Linked DNA regions of Homo sapiens: region 2 is linked to region 1. A link is an interaction called in ENCODE POLR2A ChIA-PET data of the cell type or tissue named here. Cell type or tissue: B cell. All regions are shown on one strand. Each heading gives the region's core, and the rest is flanking DNA. Links, peaks and the distances in the headings are about the cores only.

The links. ChIA-PET counts read pairs that join two places held together with the same protein. Peaks named below come from ENCODE experiments on the same cell type or tissue, not always from the same donor. Only the 100,000 strongest peaks of a DNase experiment are listed, where the experiment ranks them.
Region 2: POLR2A ChIA-PET joins it to region 1 with 10 read pairs; 2 of 35 experiments call an interaction of 5 or more read pairs at or near these places.

Annotation. Positions count from the first base shown.
Region 1 is chr10:124,582,038-124,591,283 of GRCh38, forward strand. All of the region lies in intron 6 of LHPP (phospholysine phosphohistidine inorganic pyrophosphate phosphatase), which reads left to right. Among named protein-coding and RNA genes, the nearest start is that of FAM53B-AS1, 120 kb to the right of the region's middle. In B cell, for the core only: no CTCF peak of the experiment used is centred there; DNase peaks (open chromatin) are centred at 5,485 and 7,005; H3K27ac peaks cover 786 bases.
Region 2 is chr10:124,658,773-124,668,018 of GRCh38, forward strand. All of the region lies in intron 4 of FAM53B (family with sequence similarity 53 member B), which reads right to left. Among named protein-coding and RNA genes, the nearest start is that of FAM53B-AS1, 41 kb to the right of the region's middle. RefSeq lists enhancers at 1-685, 4,939-5,596. In B cell, for the core only: no CTCF peak of the experiment used is centred there; no DNase peak of the experiment used is centred there; H3K27ac peaks cover 6,684 bases.

The sequences.
Region 1 (9,246 bases), core at 676-8,675:
TCCCAAAGTGCTGGGATTACAGGTGTGAGCCACCGCACCTGGCCTATTTATATATATATTTTTTAAAGTCAGGATCTCTGTCACCTAGGCTGGAGTGCAGTGGCACAATCACAGCTCACTGCAACCTTGAACTCCTGGGCTCAAACCATCCTTCTGCCTCAGTCTCTCAAGTAGCTAGGACTACAGGTATGCACCACCATTCTTGGTGAATTTTTATTTTTATTTTTATAGAGATGGGATCTTGCTATGTTGCTCAAGCTGGTCTCAAACTCTTAGCCTCAAGCAATCCTCCTGGCTAGGCCCCTCAAAGTGTTGGGATTATAGGTGTGAGCCACCACATCTAGCCTCCTTTGCACATTTTAAAAGTGGATTAGTTGCCTTTTTATCATTGAGTTGTAAGAGTTGTTTATATATTCTGGATATAAGGCCTTTATCAAATATATGATTTACAGGTACAGTTGACCCTTGAATAACATGGGAGTTAAGGGTGCTTGCTGCCTATGCAGTAGAAAATCTGTATATACCTTTGACTTCCCCAAAATTTAACTACAGATACCCTGCTGTTGACTGGAAGACTTACTGAAAACATAAACAATTGGTTAACACATATTTTGTGTATGTATTACACCCTATATTCTTACAATAAAGGAAGCCAGAGAAAAGAAAATTTAAGAAAAGCATAAGGGGCTGGGTGTGGTGGCTCACACCTGTAATCCCAGCACTTTAGGAGGCCGAGGCAGGTGGATTGCTTGAGCTCAGGAGTTCAAGACCAGCCTGGGCAACATGGTGAAACCTTGTCTCTATTCAAAAAAAAAAAAGAAGAAGAAAATATATTTACTGTTCATGAAGCAGAAGTGAATCATCATGAAGGTCTTTATCTTCATTGTCTTCACATTGAGTAGGATGTGAGTAGGCTGAGGAGGTGGAAGAAGAGGAGGGTTGGTCTTGCTGTCTCAAGGTGGCAGAGGTAGAAGAAAAACTGCATATAAGTGGGCCCATGCAGTTCAAACCCAGTTGTTAAGGGTCAACTGTATTTTCTCATATTTTGTGGGTTGTCTTTTCATTTTCTTGATGTTGTTTTTTAAAGCATAAAAGTTTTTAAAGTTTTGATGAAGTCCATTTGATCTTTTATTTTCTCTTGTTGCTTATAGTTTTGGTGGCATATCTAAGAATCCTTTGATAAATCTGAAGCCATGTAGATTTACCCCTGTGTTTTCTCCTAAGAATTATATATTCTTAGCTGTAACAGATAGGTTTTTGATACATTGTTAATTCACTTTTGCATATGGTGTGAGGTAAGGGTACAACTTCTGTTCTTTTGCATGGTGCTATCCAGTTGTCCCAGCAGCATTTGTTGAAGGCTATTCTTTCCCCTTTGAATGGTCATGGCACACTTGTCAAAAATCAGTTGACCATTGTAGTAGGCTGTTCTTGCACTGCTATAAAGAAATACCTGAGCCTGGGTAATTTATAAGAAAAGAAACTTAAATGGCTTACAGTTCTGTAGGTTGCACAGAAAGTAAAGCAGCATCTGCTTCTGGGAAGCCTCAGGAAGCTTCCAATCACAGTGGAAGGCAAAGCAGGAGTAGGCATCTCACATGGCGAGAATGGGAGCAAGAGTGGTAGGGGTGCCGTATACTTCTAAATGACCAGATCTCATGAGAACTTACTCACTATCGCAAATATGGCACCAAGCCCTGAGAGATCTGCCCCATGACCCAAACACCTCCCACCATGCCCCACCTCTAGCATGGAGGATTACAATTCAACGTGAGATTTGGGTGGGGACAAATATTCAAACTAAAGCAACCATACACACAAAGTTTTATTTCCAGATTTACAGTTCTATTGCATTGATCACTGACATGATTACTGTTCCTTTGTAGTAAGTTTTGAAATTAGGAAGTATGAATCTTCCTACTTTGTACTTCTTTTTCTAGATCATTTTGGCTATTCTGGGTCCTTTATAATTCCATATGAATTTTAGATTCAGCTTGTCAATTTCAACAAATAAGTCAGCTGGGATTCTGAAGGGGGTTGTGTCACATCCGTAGCCCAATTTGGGGAGTGTCTTAGTCCATTTGTGCTGCTATAACAAAATACCTGAAAGTGGGTAATCTATAAATAAGAGAAATTTAGCTTGGGCAACATAGGGAGACCCCATCTCTGAAAAAAAAAAAAATTAGGCATGGTGGCGTGCACCTGTAGTCTCAGCTACTCAGGAGGCTGAGGTGGGAGAATCACTTGAGCCCAGGAGGTCAAGGCAGCAGTGAACCATGATCCACTATTGCATTCCAGCCTGGGCAACAGAGCGAGACTCTGTCTCAAAAAAAAAAAAAAAAAGAAAAAGAACAGCAATTTATTTCCTCACGGTTCTGGAGCTGGGAATTCCAATATCAAGGCACTGGTAGGTTGGTGTCTGGTGAGTGCTACTCTGTGCTTTCAAGATGGTGCCTCTTGGTTTGTCCTCACGTGGCGAAGGAGGGAAAGGAGAAACAGGGACGAACAGTGTTCATAGCAGCTCTTTTATTTATAAATTGCTAATCCTGTTCATGAGAGCAGAGCCCTCATGACTGAATCACCTCCTAAAGGCCCCACCTCGAAATACTATCACGTTGCTGGTTTAGTTTCAATACATGAATTCTGGGGGGACATTCAGACCGTAGCAGGGAGCGTTGCCATCTTAACAATATTAAGTATTTTGCTCCATGAACATGGGATGCTTTTCTGTTTATTTAGATCTTCTTTAATTTCTTTTAACAAGTATCATTAATCCAAAAATCTGAAATCTGGTATGCTCCAAAACCTGAAACTTTCTGAGCACTAACATGACAGCAACAGTGGAAAATTCCACCCCTGTCCTCACGCGATGGGTCGCAGTCAAAACCCAATCAAAACCTTGTTTCATGCACAAAATTATTTAAAATTTTGTATAATTACCCTCAGGCTATGTGTCTAAGCATATATGAAACACAAATTTTATGTTTAGATTTGGGTCCCATCCCCAAGATATCTCATGTATATGCAAATATTCCAGAATCAAAAAATATATATAGAGAGAAATTTGAAACACTTTTGGTCCCATGCATTTTGGATAAGGGATTCTTTACTTGTATTTTGTAGTGTTCACAATATAAACTATAATATAATACAAACAATATAAGCTAAAATATAAAATTTGCACTTCCGTTGTCAAATTTACTACTGAGTATTTTATTCTTTTTGAGCTACCATAAATGGGACTGCATTCCTGTTAGATTTTTTCTTTCTTTCTTTTTTAAGAAATGGAGACTTAGGCCAGGAGCGGTGGCTCGTGCCTATAATCCCAGCAGTTTGGGAGGCCGAGGCGGGCAGATTGCCTGAGTTCAGGAGTTTGAGACCAGCCTGGGCAACACAGTGAAACCCCGACTCTACTAAAATACAAAAAATTAGCCAGGCATGGTGGCTGGCGCCTGTAGTCCCAGCTACTCAGGAGGCTGAGGCAGGAGAATTGCTTGAACCCAGGAGATGGAGGTTGCAGTGAGCTGAGATCGCGCCATCACACTCCAGTCTGGGCGACAGAACGAGACTCTATCTCTAAAAAAAAAAAAGAAAAAGAAAAAAAAGAAAAGATAAGGAGCCTTGCTGTGTTGCTCAGGCTGACCTCAAACTCCTGGGCTCAAGTAATCCTTCTGCCTCAGCCTCCCGAGCAGCAAGCAGGGACCGAGCAGCAGGGACCATAGGAGTATGTCACTGTGCCTGGCTAGATGTGTGTGTTTTCTTTTTTTGGAGATAGAGTCTTGCTCTGTCCAGGCTGGAGTGCAGTGGCACAATCTTGGCTCACTGCAACCTCTGCCGCCTGGGTTTAAGTGATTCTCCTGCCTCAGCCTCCGGAGTAGCTGGGACTATAGCTGTGTGCCACCACACCCAGCTAATTTTTATATTTTTAGTAGAGGCGGGGTTTTCCATGTTGGCCAGGCTGGTCTCAAACTCCTGAACTCAAGTGGTCTGCCTGCCTTGACCTCCCAAAGTGCTGGGATTACAGGCGTGAGCCACACTACACCCGGCCTAGATATGTTTCTAAAACAACATTGTGTAGGAAATTTTTCTTAGGCTGGTTCAAGGCTAACATGCTGAAGGTCCCAGGTAGTGAAGCAGGTGAACCCTGAAGGACCGTGCCCCTCCCACACCCACCCTAGCAGCTGTTCCACATTGTAGATGGATCCCTGCGTCCCTACATTGTCACCTTTCTGTCTAAATGAGAGGTGGGGAGAAGGAGGGGTGAAGACCAATGAGGTTAGTCACCTCAAGGGGTGGGGCCGGTGCAGAGAAAGATGGGAACTGTTCCCTAGTCCTCTTCCTTCTGGAGTTGGGAGGGGGAAATAGCCCTGCCCCAACATGTGATCCAGCATGGACTATGGTCAGTTACAAATATGAGTGAGCCAGGCCCCTGCCCTGAAGGACCTCCCAGATTTGTGGGGAAGACACAAACTCAGCACAGAATGGAAAGGGGCCTGGGGACACAGTGCTGTGCCGAGCTTGGAATTTGTTTCATGAAGGGACAGCCAGCAGTGTCTGTGCAGGTCCAGGGAGGCTCCACAGGGGAAGTGAGATTTGAGCTGAGGCTTGAAAGAAAGGTGGACCGAGAGGAGACGACTTTCCAGGGCAGGAAGTGGCCTGCACAGAGGCCCCGAGGCGAGAAGGACCACAACTCTCCTGTGGACCTCCTCTTTGTACGATCAGTTTTAATTACGCAAAAAAATTATGCAGTTAAAGCTTTGCTCATTTAAACAGACCTTCCCTGGATTAAGAGTAATTAGGTTTTATTGTCATTGTCTTGAAAATTGCCTTGCCATGGACCTGTGAACACAGAATTATTTATATATGTGTGCATAGAAATCATCTCATGGATTTTTTTTTAACTGAGATGAACTTGGGGGATTTTAAAGGTAACAAACAACCCCTTCTGGCTGGTGTGGGGGAAGCCCTAATTTGTAGTGCTTGCTACTTTTTTTTTTTTTTTTTTTTTTGAGACAGTGTTTTGCTCTCGTCACCCAGGCTAGAGTGCAACGGCACAATCTTCACTCATTGTAAAACCTCCGTCTCCCGGGTTCCAGCGATTCTCCTGCCTCAGCCTCCCGAGTAGCTGGGATTACAGGCACCTGCCACCACACCCGGCTAATTATTTTTGTATTTTCAGTAGAGATGGGGTTTGGCCATGTTGGCCAGGCTGGTCTCGAACTCCTGGCCTCAAGTGATCCGCCCGCCTCAGCCTCCCAAAGTGCTGGGATTGCAAGCATAAGCCACCGCGCCCGGCCTCCACTTTCTGTGGTGTAAATATTCCTACCATGGCTGATTTCCTCTGGGGAAGCCATGTCCCCTCCACTTCTACCTTCATGGTCTTTGCTTGTTTATTTTCAAATGTGGCCCAAATCCACCCTGAGGCAGGCGCAGTGGCTCACGTCTGTAATCCCAGCACTTTGGGAGGCCGAGACGGGCGGATCACCTGAGGTCGAGAGTTTGAGCCAGCCTGACTAACACGGGGAAACCCCGTCTCTACTAAAAACACAAAAATTAGCCAGGCATGGTGGCACACTCCTGTAATCCCAGCCACTCGGGAGGCTGAGGCAGGAGAATCGCTGGAACCTAGGAGGTGGAGATTGCAGTGAGCCAAGATCATGCCACTGCACTCCAGCCTGGGAGACACAGCCAGACTCCATCTAAAAAAAAAAAAAAAAAAAAAAAAAAACCAAAAAAACCCACCCTGAGTTTAAAAGAAAAAGGCTAAGAAATGCTTGCTGGGCTGTCTCAGGGGTGGCAGTGGAGCTCCCGTGCCTCCCACAGATGAGGACGTGGAGGCCCTGGCCGAGTGCTGAATGCAGGTTGGGGGACAGGGCTGCCGGCCTCTGTAAGGATGGGGACCCCAGACCCACCCGGTGGAGCTGGGGCTGAAGGCCGTGATAAACACAGCCTCACCCTGGCATTGCCCACCTCCACTGGCCACCAGCTTTGACGGACAGCCCCACTGCCACTGCCCCTCTCCAGGCAGGCCACATTCACAGGTGTTCTGTACAGAGAGCAGAAGTTTGAGAAAACGTGACCCACTGAACAGACACTTGCTGAGGCCCGGGGGCTTCATGTGTCAGGCCCAGAGGTGGCCACAGGCACAACACGCGTCCCTCAGCCTTGCCACCTCTGCTGCCCTCCAAGGTGCCCTGGGTCCAGCTGGCCAGAAGCACTGCTTTCTGGAGCAGCCACTTATGCTTTTACTTTTTTCTCTTCTTTTTTTTTTTAAGACTGAGTCTTGCTCTGTTGCCCAGGCTGGAGTGCAGTGGCACAATCTTGGCTCACTGCATTCTCCAGTTCAAGTGATTCTCCTGCCTCAGCCTCCTGAGTAGCTGAGATTACAGGCATCTGCCACCATGCCCGGCTAATTTTTGTATTTTTAGTAGAGATGGAATTTCGCCATGTTGACCAGACTAGTCTTGAACTCCTGACCCCAAGTGATCCGCCCGCCCAAAGTGCTGGGATTACAGGCGTGAGCCACAGTGCCCGGCCCAGCTTTTTCATTTTGAAATCAATACAAGTTTTTACAGATGTCTGCAAAAAATATCCATATTGATGGATCCTGGCTCCTCAGAATCTGAGGTTTTTACAAATGTCTGCAAAAAATATCCATATTGATGGATCCTGGCTCCTCAGAATCTGAGGTGACAGCAGCTTGCAGAGGACACTGCTCCCCCAACACTGCCTTCCAAGGGAGACATGCCCTACCCCAAGGCCTCCCTTGTCCCCTCCCTCCTCTGACAGTCAGGTCCAGGGGGTCCTGGAGAGGGCACTGGCCCACCCTCCACACATGTTGCACAGTGCCCTGGGAATGAGGAAGGAAGGGCAAAGGTTAGGGAAAACCAGACGTCAGTTTCTTGACCAGCCACAGCCGGTGCAGCGCGGTTATTTATAGCCCTGGTGGAGCGCCCATAAATCAAGGCTTTCCCCAGCAGCGCGGCTGTGAGGGCTCCGAGATGATCTCATGGTGCCCCTCCCTTGAACCATCCCAGAGAAAGGAGGCCTGTCACCTTCAAGGACCAATGCTTCTGCCGGGACTCAAGCAGAACCTGTTCCTGCTGCTGCAAGGTTTACAGGCAGCCTTGGGGACAGTCCGTGCAGAAATGTCAGGAGCCTTTTCCTGCATAAGGCATCTCAGAGCTTATAGCACCTCCTTGGCGGTGGCCGTGCTCGCAGCCTGATACATGGGACCTCTGTCTCACTTGCAGTGTGCACCGCAGGTCCTAATTCCTTATCTGTTCCAACCACAAAAGCTTCCACTGCTGGATGGAGCCCTGTTATCATTCAGGCTTCTGAGCCACCTGGAAGGCAAAGGCCTCTCTGTGAAAATGAAAACTTGGCTTTAAAAAGCTGGCATGGGCTCAGCCATGGAGTTGCTTAGATGTAGTTCACAATCTCGCAGACCCACGGCAGGATTCCACCCAGGAGAAGGTCCTGGAGGTGGCCATGGGGCTCAGCAGAATGAGCCGGGAGGAGCAGGACTGTTGACACGAGAGCAGGGGTCAGGCTCAGTGCACAGGTCCCAGTGTGCAGAGCTCACCCGGCCCCAGCTTTCATCACCCATCTGAGATCGGCCTCCTTCACTCCTGTTCTCTGGGACTTCCTTGTGTGTTAGAGACTCGAGCAAGACCCTTTCTTGTCTATCCCCGGACGGACCCGCCTTTCCCGCATCTCTGGGGGTGAGGTCGGCTCTCGTTCAGGCCTGCAGGGTCCCTGGTGCCGCAGCCCCTCTGGTTGGAAGGCCCCCTGCGTGCAGCCCCGTCCTCCAGCCCCGCTCGGCTCTGAATGAGTTCATTATGTCTCAGCGCGCCCTGGCCGCCAGGCTGGCAGTTCTTCGGGCTGGCGGGGCTCGGGAGCTGTCAGCCTGCCAAATCCAGTTGTTTGACTTCATGTTTCAAGGCCAAATCCTTTCAGGAAAGTTCTCTCCATCCCACCACTCCACCGCCCCCCGCCCTTAGAAAAATAAATGCGTGATTGACTGGCTTTGCAGGTTTTTTATCCATCGTTCTTTCCAAAGAATAGTGTGAACAGCTCATTCGATTCGTTCATGTGACGTCCTCCCTCTCCCAATCCCTGTCTCTCTCTCTCCTTCCACAGCCACATGAAATTGAAGTGGGAGAACATGGTGTGTGAGCATTATTGGGGGTGGGGTGCGGAGCAGGCACTGGCTTTGGTTGAGGTCTGCAAAGGAAAGCACCCCCACTGCCAGGCTGCTCAGGAGTGGCTCCCACCCTCGACTGCGGGGAAGTGCTGGAACCCTCCGCACGAGGGCAACCTTTCTTGGGCTCTGAAGGCGCCTCTCATCCTCTGAGCCAAGAAGACTTCTGACCCAGAATTCTGAGTTGAGTTCCGACGCAGGCGTGGGCGATGGTGAGCAACTCCAGGCTACCCCGAGAAAGCCGCTGTGTGACCCCATTAGGGGACTTGGCTCTCCTGCCAAGCCCCCACCCAGCACCTGTCCCTTGTGTCATGACTGGACTTGTTACTTCTAGCCCAGGAGCTCCAGGTGAAGGGGACTGTGTTGGTCCTGTCTGCCCAGGACTCTCCCCACCCGCACAGTGTACCTGTCCCACAGTGGCACCAACAAGGCTCAGCTGAGCCCTTGCCAGAGGAGACACGGTGGGCACCAGCCCCAGCGCTGCCACCTGCCTGCCTCCTCTGCCACCGAGGGAAGCCATGTCGCCTTCCTGAGCCTGCTTCTCTGTCCACAAAACAAAGACTAGATAATTAGAGTGCACACTTGGAGGGACAGGATGGCTTCGTATCCATCTGGCTGTGCCCTGTAACTCAAGGGATGGGACTGTGTCATTGGTAAACACTGCAACAGGCCTCCTTTCCAGGAAACAGGATCCCTGTCTCAGACAGAAGCAGTCTCGCCCATCCTGGGGCCTGAGAGCATCATTCCTTTGTGAGACTCAAATGTGAGGAATTCCTGTTTCCTCAAGTCTGTGTGGGGAGTGCAGAGCAGCCCTCTGAGGGGGTAGCGTGTGCAGGAAATAAGCCGGGGGGAAGGGGGCACCGCGGGTGGGTGTTAACTGCTGCTTCGGGGTCCAGTCCTGTTAATGAAAGCAGGGGTGAGGCAAGCGGGGAAGACTCTCTGTACCTGATCAGTGGCATGTGTGTGGCTCCAGCCGGCATGGCCTGAGCTGCCGGTGAGGGAGAGGCCTCAGGGAGAAAAGACAAAAGCTGGGGTGCCCCTGA
Region 2 (9,246 bases), core at 792-8,791, 77 kb after region 1:
GAACACCAAGGCCACGTTCCCTGCCTCCACCCATGCTCCCCGTGTCCGCCTGTCAAAGCTTCTCCAGCCTGCTGGTCCTCAAACCCTGCTCCCTGTGCCCCCACTGAGGCTGCGCTGCACGGGCTCAGCACACAGACTGCTAGCCACACCACCCAAGTTCAAATCCCTTACCTGCCTAGAACCGGCACCATGGCCCTAGGTGAGTTATTTAATTAGGTCTGTGCTTCTGTGTCTGTGGTGGTAACCTGGCATGACAATAACAGTAGCTGTGTCCCAGATACTGGGATGGCGATGGTGGGGATGGGCAGGTTTGGTGGCTGACGTGCACCCACCCCTTCTGCCAGCATCTTGCACATCATGGGAGCTCAGTGTACACTGACAGGACTTGCAGGACACATACAGCCTTTGAAGCTAAACTACCCTTTGGAGAATCGTGACTCCCTCCACCTCTAGCCTTCCTGCTTTCAGCCATGATAGGCCTAAAGTCTGAGCAGAGCTGCTCACCAAGGAAGGACTAAGAGGAGCCACAAGGAGCAGCTTTATTTAAAGGGAGAGATACAACTGATCAGCAGCTTTTCCTCCTTGCCCCTCATCTTTTCATTGTCAGTTTCAAAACAGGCCAGTGCTAGGGCCAGAGCTAATAGCAGTGGTGGAAGTGGTCTTGGTTACAGTAAGAACTTTCTAACACATTTCTGGGTCCCCAAAGATGCTCCAGCCCACGCAACAGCCTCCTGGCTCCAGGCTGGCTGCTGCAGGTTTCTCAGACAATGGCAGCATCTGCCCTGGGACAGCCTCCACTGCCTAACTTTGAGGTGGGGCACAGGATAAAACCACAGCCAGCTGAGGCTTTTAAATCTGAGCCAACCATCCCCACCCTTATTTTCACAGAGTGGCTGCAAAACCACCTTGCCGGGCCAAGCTCCATTACCACAAGCTCATCTCCTCTAGCAACTTCTGAGCTGGCTGTCCACCTAAGGGGCCAGAAGATATCTGGCTGACAGAGTTTTCTGGGTCCCAGGCCAGAGTCAACTTTGCTTTTGTTTTGTTTTTTGAGACGGAGTCTCGCTCTTGTCACCCAGGCTGGAGTGCCATGGCACAATCTCAGCTCACTGCAACCTCTGCCTCCCGAGTTCAAGCAATTCTCCCGCCTCAGCCTCCCGAGTAGCTGGGATTACAGGTGTGCACCACCATGCCCAGCTAATTTTTGTATTTGTAGTATAGACGGGGTTTTGCCATGTTGGCCAGGCTGGTCTCAAACTCCTGACCTCAAGTGACCCACCCGCCTTGGCCTTCCAACGTTCTGGGATTACAGGCATGAGCCGCTGTGCCTGGCCCAGAGCGAACTTTCTAGGGGTTTGTCTTCAGTGGCGAGAAGCCCAGTGCTGCCCTCGCTGTTCACGTTTGGGTTTCGTTCCACCATATGGAGCGGAAGAGCCCCACCAAAATGCTTCAGGAGACAGAGGAAATTGAGGCAGCAAACGAACGCAGAGCAAACGATCCATCCTCGCTCTGGCCCACACTGTCTCAAGCATGAGGGCAACACAAGACAGCTTGGAAAAGACATCTCACTGGGACCAGACAAGCAACCCAGCTGGTACGTCCAGAGGAATGCCCCAGAGTAATGCCATTTTCATTGTAAAAATTACACTTTTGTGCACTGAGATCCGTTGAATACAACTCACCCTGATACCAAGGCTCCAGTTAGCCAAGCTTCACGAGCACTAAGTGCCCCTTTCCCACAGCCCCCTCGCCAGCATGCCTGCTTATCACCTGGGGGGGCATGGGAAGGGCCCACTCGAGGCCAACGGTGAGCACGGCAGAGCCTGAGACAGCCGAGCCAGCTGCCTTGTAGCCCTGCCACATTCCTGGGCCCTATCGAGGGCCAGCTTTAGCTTTTGGTGAGAAATTGCCAAGCAAATCCAGTGACTTTCCAAATGGGGAAATCGAGACGTAAGGTCATCTAGATCAGGTGCCAGCAAACTTTTCTTAGAGAGCCAGAGAGTAAATATTTATGTTCTGTAAGCTATCGGGCTCTGTCATAATGACCCAGCCCTGCCACTACACAACCCTGCCGTTGTAGCATGAAAGCAGCTGGAGACAACATGTATGTATCCAGGCAGAGCTGTGTACCAATAAAACTTTATTTATAAAAACAGGCAATCACTACATATTGGGTACAATGTACACTACTTGAGTGACAGGTGCACTAAAATCTCAGACTTCACCACTATACAATTCAGCCATGAAACCAAAGGCCACCTGTACCCCAAAAGCTACTGAAATTAAAAAAAAAAAAAAAAAAAAACAGGCAATGGAAGGATCTGGCCTGTGGGCTATGGTGTGCTGACCCCTTCTCTGAGGTGACAGCTGTCACCACTCCTGGAAGACATGGCCATAACTGGAGTCATGAGTACAGTGAATGTCCCCTGAATCAGGAGGTTCCAGGGGTCTGTCCACTCAGCAGATCTATAGTTAGCATATTAAACGGAGGTGTGTCGCATCCCACACAGAACTCAACAGACACTGGGACCTCTGTCCTCTGTGAGTGTTCCCCAGGTCATGCTGTGATGAGAATGGTCCCCAGAAGGTTGAGAGAGGCCCAGGAGCAGAAGGGCCCATGGCTGCCCTCTAACCCACCTCAACTGCAGAGGAAAAAGGCAGAGTCTAGCTCTCCTTGTAAGCCAGGCCTCCTGAAAGGGCCCAAACAGGATCTGACACCTGGAATAAAAGCTGCGCCTGTCCTGTGCTTTTCCTTCTCCCAGCTGGTGGGCTCTGAGACAATCTTACAGCCACTGTCCCGCACTGCGAGGTCTCTCTAGGCCTCAAGGCCAGGGCAGTGGGGAGGAGGGAAGGGACCTTTTACTGTCCTCTGCCACCACCACCCCAACACCTCTGGTGCCCTGTCAAAAGCACGAGGGGGTTCCTTCAACAGGTTCCTGGGCTCTACCAAGGCCACCATTACTGCCCCCGTTTGGACACTGCTCGTTGTCCCCACTTAAATTCAAGTTTCAGATTTCAGTAATGATCCAATCTTAGCCTGCTTCATCCACAACAGTGACAACTGTCATCTTAGACTGTCTTACATGGCTCTGACGGCTGGCCTAGCAGGGGCCAGAGCAAGCTCCCTAGATGACGTCATGTGAGATCCCTGCTGCCATCCCAGGTCTGGGCTCCGATCGGTGAGCCCGGCTGCTTGGCTGCCTCACACCAGGGATCCTCATGTGTCCACCACGGCAAGGCAGGAAGGCCTAGCCAACCCCTCACCTCCATGACTCTAGCCCTCACTGGACCAGACCCCTTTGTGGACAACACCTGAGATGGGAGGGGCCTGGCACCCAGAGCCCTGCCCAGACCCCCTCCTGGGGAGTGGAACAAGCATGGGCCTCATGGCCACAGCTGGTCCTGTGACCGTGGCCGCTACTCTGAACCTCAGCCTCTTCCGTAAAACAAGCACAACAATACCCACTTTCCAGGGCTGTAATAAAGATAATCCACAGCTACACAAACGCTTAGCACAGTGCCTGCCACACTGTCCCCAGTAAACAATGCTGTCATCCTTGCTTACTAAGTATCATCAATGGAGGAGCTGATGTGCCCAATGGGGAAGAATCCAGGCCTCCTGCCTCAGTTTGTGAGTTCGTTCGTCCGTCCATCCATCCATCCATCCACCCACCCACACACCCACCCACCCATCCATCCATCCATCCATCCATCCATCCATCCATCCATCCATCCATCCATGTATTCAATAAATTTTTAGAGGGTGGGCACAGTAGCTCACATCTGTAATCCCAGTGCTTTCGGAGGCTCAGGCAGGAGGATGGCTTGAGGCCAGGAGTTCAAGACTAGCCTAAGCAACATAGCAAGACCCTGTCTCTACAAAAAATTAAAAGACTTAAAAATTAGCCTGGCATACTGGCATGCATCTGTAGTCCCAGCTACTTGGGAGGCTGAGGTGGGAGGATCACTTGAGCCCAGGAGTTCAAGGTTATAGTTAGCTACGATCACACCACAGTACTCCAGCCTGGGTGACAGAGCAAGATCCTGTCAATCAATCGATTTTTGGGAAACCACTCACACCTTGGTAGGTGCTAGAGGTCTAGTTAAAGAACCAGACAGGTACAGGCCCTGGCCTCAAGGGCCAGCTGTCACCACTGCTTGGTCACCGCACCTCAAGCCTGGAATGCCCACCTGTCTACAAGCCTAGACCAGGTGAAACAGGGTCTCACACAGAGCAGGAACGAGAAACGGTCACTGAGTCCTTTGCACACTGAGGGGCAAGTCTCAAATCTAAGCCTGTGCCTTCTTGTCCTTGTCTTTCAATGTCATGTGAGTGTGGACCCCAGAAGACCACAAGGCAGGCTGCTTCTCCTCCCAGAGCCTCATCCCTGCCTCTCAGAGCTGCAGTGGTAGACAGGACACACACATAAAGTGCAAGCCTGTGCATGACCAAAGCCATCAGTGCTGTCATTTGTGTGTTGACCAAAGTTCCAAGGAGTGGGGCCTAGGCCAAAGGAGGTACAGAGCTCTGGCTAAGGTTCCTGACATGAACCACACTGCCCTCGTTCCTAGGAAAAGAGACAATGCGAGCAGGAGACCAACATCAGAGGCTAGAGAAAGGCCAGCACTGGAGCGGCTGCCAAGTAAGGCTCCGGCCCCACCTCTGCAGAACAGGCCCAATCCGTCCCCAGCTGCAAGAGGAGCCAGAGGAGGGCTGCCCAAACCAAAGACAAACCAGAGGTGGCCTCCCACAGAGGGCCCATCTCCCATATTCAGCACTTTCCATATTGAAGGAGCTCGCGATGTACTTGGTGGTCTTGTTAAAACACAGACTCTGATCCGGCAGGTCTGGGGTGGGCACCGAGGTTCTGAAGTCCCATCGTGCTGCCAGGTGATGTCTTCGTGCCGGAAGGTGAACTGCACTCTGGGAGCTGGAAGCTTTCCATGGTGATTTTGGGCCTTTAACAAGGGTTCGTCATGGGCCTTCATTTACCCCAGGGCTCATTTTGTTCCAGGGCGCCTACCAGCAGCCTATATTCCCTGTGCTTCTACCCTCGGGCATCTCCAGAGACCGATGCTACTGCTCCTCACCTCCTCCCACCAACCCAGGAGGCTCTGGGCCAAATCTCCCAGGTCTCCCGAGCCTGGCACGGGACACCTGTATGCCCAGCCTCCCTGTTCGTCAGTGTACCCCATGAACACTGCAAGGTTTAAGTGAGCTAACACCGTGCCAGGCCCTGCGGTCAGTGCTGCCTGGATGCCTCCATGCTTTCCAGGGAGCTTGGGTACCAGGTTCACACAGCACCAGGCACTGAGGAGCTTGAGGCTCAGGCCTCACCTGGCCAAGACACACCTGTGGTGAGCAGGTGCCGGTCTCCACTTGAGAAGGGATGGAGCTTGCACACACTGGCACCTCCCCTAGGGCTGGCCCCCAGGGCTGCCTGACACCAGCAGATCAAGCACAAGACTTGCCAGAGAGCAGCCTCCAGCACCTCCATGGAGTCCCTGAAGGGAGGTTCAGAGCTGGGGCCCGCTTACCCCAGGCATGGGAAGTGGGCAAAACCCCAGCCAAAGCAGGCCTCCGGGGCCAAAAGCCAATGGTGGCTGGTGCACCCTGGCATGCTGCTCGCCTTTAGGAAACAGGTCAGCTTGGGGAGCTTCAACACTGGGCCGGGAAGGCAGAGACCTGGGCTCCAAGCCCAGATCCGCCATCACAATCTGCCTTTCTACCAGGGGCTACAAGGCCCCCAAGTCTTCAAAACCCGCAGGGCTACAGCTCTGAGGGTAGAACTCTGCGCAGATGGCACAAAGCTAGCCAACTCTCCGGCCCTCAGCAAGTCACCTAAGGACGGCAAAAGACAGGACCTGGCTGTGCCCAAGGCCAGGCCCTCAGTACTCATGCTCAGTGGTTACCCCAGCCATCCACAGAAATGGGATAGTCCCGTATTCCAAAACAATGATTTATTAGGCACTTGCTGTATGTAGGCACTGCTTTTACCCAATTTTCAGACCAAGAAACTGAGGCACAGAGAGGTTAAGTAGCTGCCCAGGGCAGAAGTCCCCATCCTCTCACTGCGTGGGGCCAGAGGGAAGTCCCAAAGCTTCTTTCTGCTGCTGCTCGATCCAGGACTGTTGCCTCTGGCTTTCTCGGCTCCTGATTTCTGACTCAGGTTGGCTCCCCAAGGACAAACCTGACAAAGCTCCTTTTTCCCTGATGAACTTTCCCCTCCTGGTAAGGTAGAGGGAGAACCCACCTGACTGGCCCTACAGAGGCCAGCCCCAGCCAGTGGCCCTCGCTTGTGTGCACCAGGCTCTTGGACCCTCATTGAGAACCAGGCAAGAAATTCCCAAGGGCTTCAGGCCCCAGCAGTTCACAGCCTCCAGTGCTCTGCACAGTTCCACAGCCCCCTTTCTCCACTGAAGGGTACCAAAGGCGTGGGCATAGCCTTCTCTTACTGCCCCAAACTTGTCTATCACCTGAGTGAGGTTCAAGTCCCTGGCCACCTGCCCAGGGCCATCCTTCGCTGCCCACAGAATAAAGCCTCAACTCTCCAGGTGGCTCTCCCAACCCCAGTTCCAGCCCAACTGTCTGCTCCTGGTCTTAGGAACATCTATGTGCCTGTGTCTCCTCTCCACTCCAACTGATGGGCTGCCCAAGCCTGTTCCCCTGACTAGAGAGCTTCTTAGCTCCCCTGCAAAGGAGCCAGTGCTAGGCCCTGCACATGACAGGCAGAACTCAAAACGTGCCCCTCGCTTCCTACTCCTGGCTTCCTAGAACAATCCCATATGCATACATGGAGGTCCTGTGTCCATCATCTTATTTCGTCCTGGCAACTGCTATTATGGATCCTGCTAGATGGGTGAGAAAACCAAGGCTCAGAGGATACAGCCCTGGGCATTGGTCACGTGGGCCGGTGATATGGCCCTTTCCACGTTTCTAAGTGATGACTTGTTGGTGCTGTGACCTCCAGGAGGCCAGGGCTAACTGTCCTCTCCATTGCTGCATCCCTGGTGCCTACAAGGGCCTGACTCACAGCAAATGCTAGGTAAATAAATAGTGGCTGAACAAAGAGATTAATCTAGAATTGAATCTCGATCCTCAGAGGACAAGACTAGCTCATCTTACTGTGACTCGGCTTATAGTCGGCTACGTAGACACAGCTGTCTCCACCCCAGCCCTGTAGCCTGCACCTACCTTGCAGGTAAGGATGGGGTCTTGTACACGCTAGTCTTCCCTGAGCCCTGGCACAGGCAGTTGTATACAGCTGGTGTTCAATCAATGCATGCTGATTTGAACCAGCTTCCCAGGTTATTGGCTGCCTAGACTCTGAGGGCCCAGAAAGTTCCCCTGGTGGGCAGGGCCACGTTCCTGAAGCTCCCAGGCTGATAAGCTAGATGCCCTGACATTCCTGTGAATCCCTCCCAGAAGGGTGGGGCAAACCAGAGCCACAAATGCAATTTTCCAGGAAAACTATGGTTAAGAGGCTGCCAAGCCCCAGAGACAGGATAGCTCTGGAACCTTCGGCTTGGTCCAAGGCCACCTCTGCCACATTCCTTCTATTCTGGGGCCTTCCCTCCACCTGCCACTGCAACCTTCCAGGCTCACACTCACTTCCAGAGTGCTGGTAGATGGGGGCTCACCCCGAAGAGCTCCCTGTGGATGGGGCTTGCAGCTGGCCAGCTGTGTAGAACCTGACGCGAGTGGCTCGAGCAGGGGACATGTGGGGACAAAGGCACAGCCCAGTCATGAAATGCAGGACCACAACCGTGGAAAAATGGCCCAGGGCCTGTCATGCTGCAAAGCTGTCTTCTCAGCACCCCCTGATGAGAAGCCCCTGTCTTCCTGTATCACCCCGTCTCCCACCACCTCCCATCTCCCCAGCCCTGCCCCGGCCACACGCCAGGAACAGCAGGCTAAGCAGGGCTGCACGGGTACAGTAGAAAAGAGGCCTCAGAGAGCAGGGCAGGATGCTCAGAGAAACAGTGAACTCCCCGGGCCTCCCGGACCAGCCCCACGAGGAGGGTGGAGCAGGTGAGCCCAGGAACCTCTAGTTCCACCATGGACAGCCTGTGGGCACCAGACGCTCTGGTCCTCAGGTCTCCTGGGGCCTGCTATACCCGAGGCAGAGGGCACAGCCCAGAGCACCTAGCACCTCAGGCAGGGGCCTCTTGCCCAGCCCCTCCTTTACCAGCTGGCATTGGGCCCTTCCAGAGGAAAAGGGTCTATGGCAGCACCAAGTGGGAACCAAGGCTGACCCCCAACCCCCCCACACTCTTATACCCGTACCCCAAAGCCCCACTCAGCAAAGCTACATGCAGTCACTGAATGATGGAGCAGTGGCCAGGCCAAACTGAGACCTGCTGTCACCTGACACACCAGTGGATCTCTGAAACCAGTAAGAAAAAAGAACATAAAATAGTGCATTCATGATTTACTTACATCGATGACATGTGGAAATGATAGTATTTTGGAAATACTGGGTTAAATATACTATTCAAAGTCATTTCACTTTCTTCTCTTAATAACTGGCTACTAGGAATTTTAAATTATATATGTGGCTTGAGTTCTGGTTTCACTGGACTGCTTCCTCTAAGACTCAGCCACCGCCTGTAAAATGGATAACGATGTGCCTTCCTCATGGGGCTATCTGGAGGAGAAAATACAACAGGTGAGTTTCTTCTGCAAATCATCCCCCACCTCACCTGCCAACAGTCAGCAGCCCACAGCTGTGGCCTGGCACTCCACCTGTGTGGTCAGAGGCTGCCCTCTGAGCCTCCACATCCACAGGGCTGAGGAGGACCGGGCAGGGCTGGGAGAGGCTCCTGTTCCTGGTGCCTGGGGTGCGAGGCACCTGACTCTCCCCATTCTCGCACTACAGCCTCCCAGCCCCGCCCGGGGTCACAGGGCAGAGGGCTGCTCTCTCCCTCACTGGACTGCCCTCAAGCTAATGAGAATAATGCCTCCAGAAATGCCTCAAATGGAAGATTTCATAAGAAGCAGAGACCCTTCTGGAAGATCACAAGCAGCAACAAAATAAGATCAAGAACACCATGCTGGTGCTGAGCCTCTCCAGGGGGTACTGCACAGCTGCCTGCTGTAGGAGCTCTCCCTCATCAGGCTGCTTCACTCCCACGACATGGGGAGGAGGACACTGAGGCCCAGGGAGGGGCAGCGACTTGCTCAGGGCTACTCGGCTGGTGAGGGGCACACCAAGCCCCACACCAGGCCCACCTATCTCTGGAGCC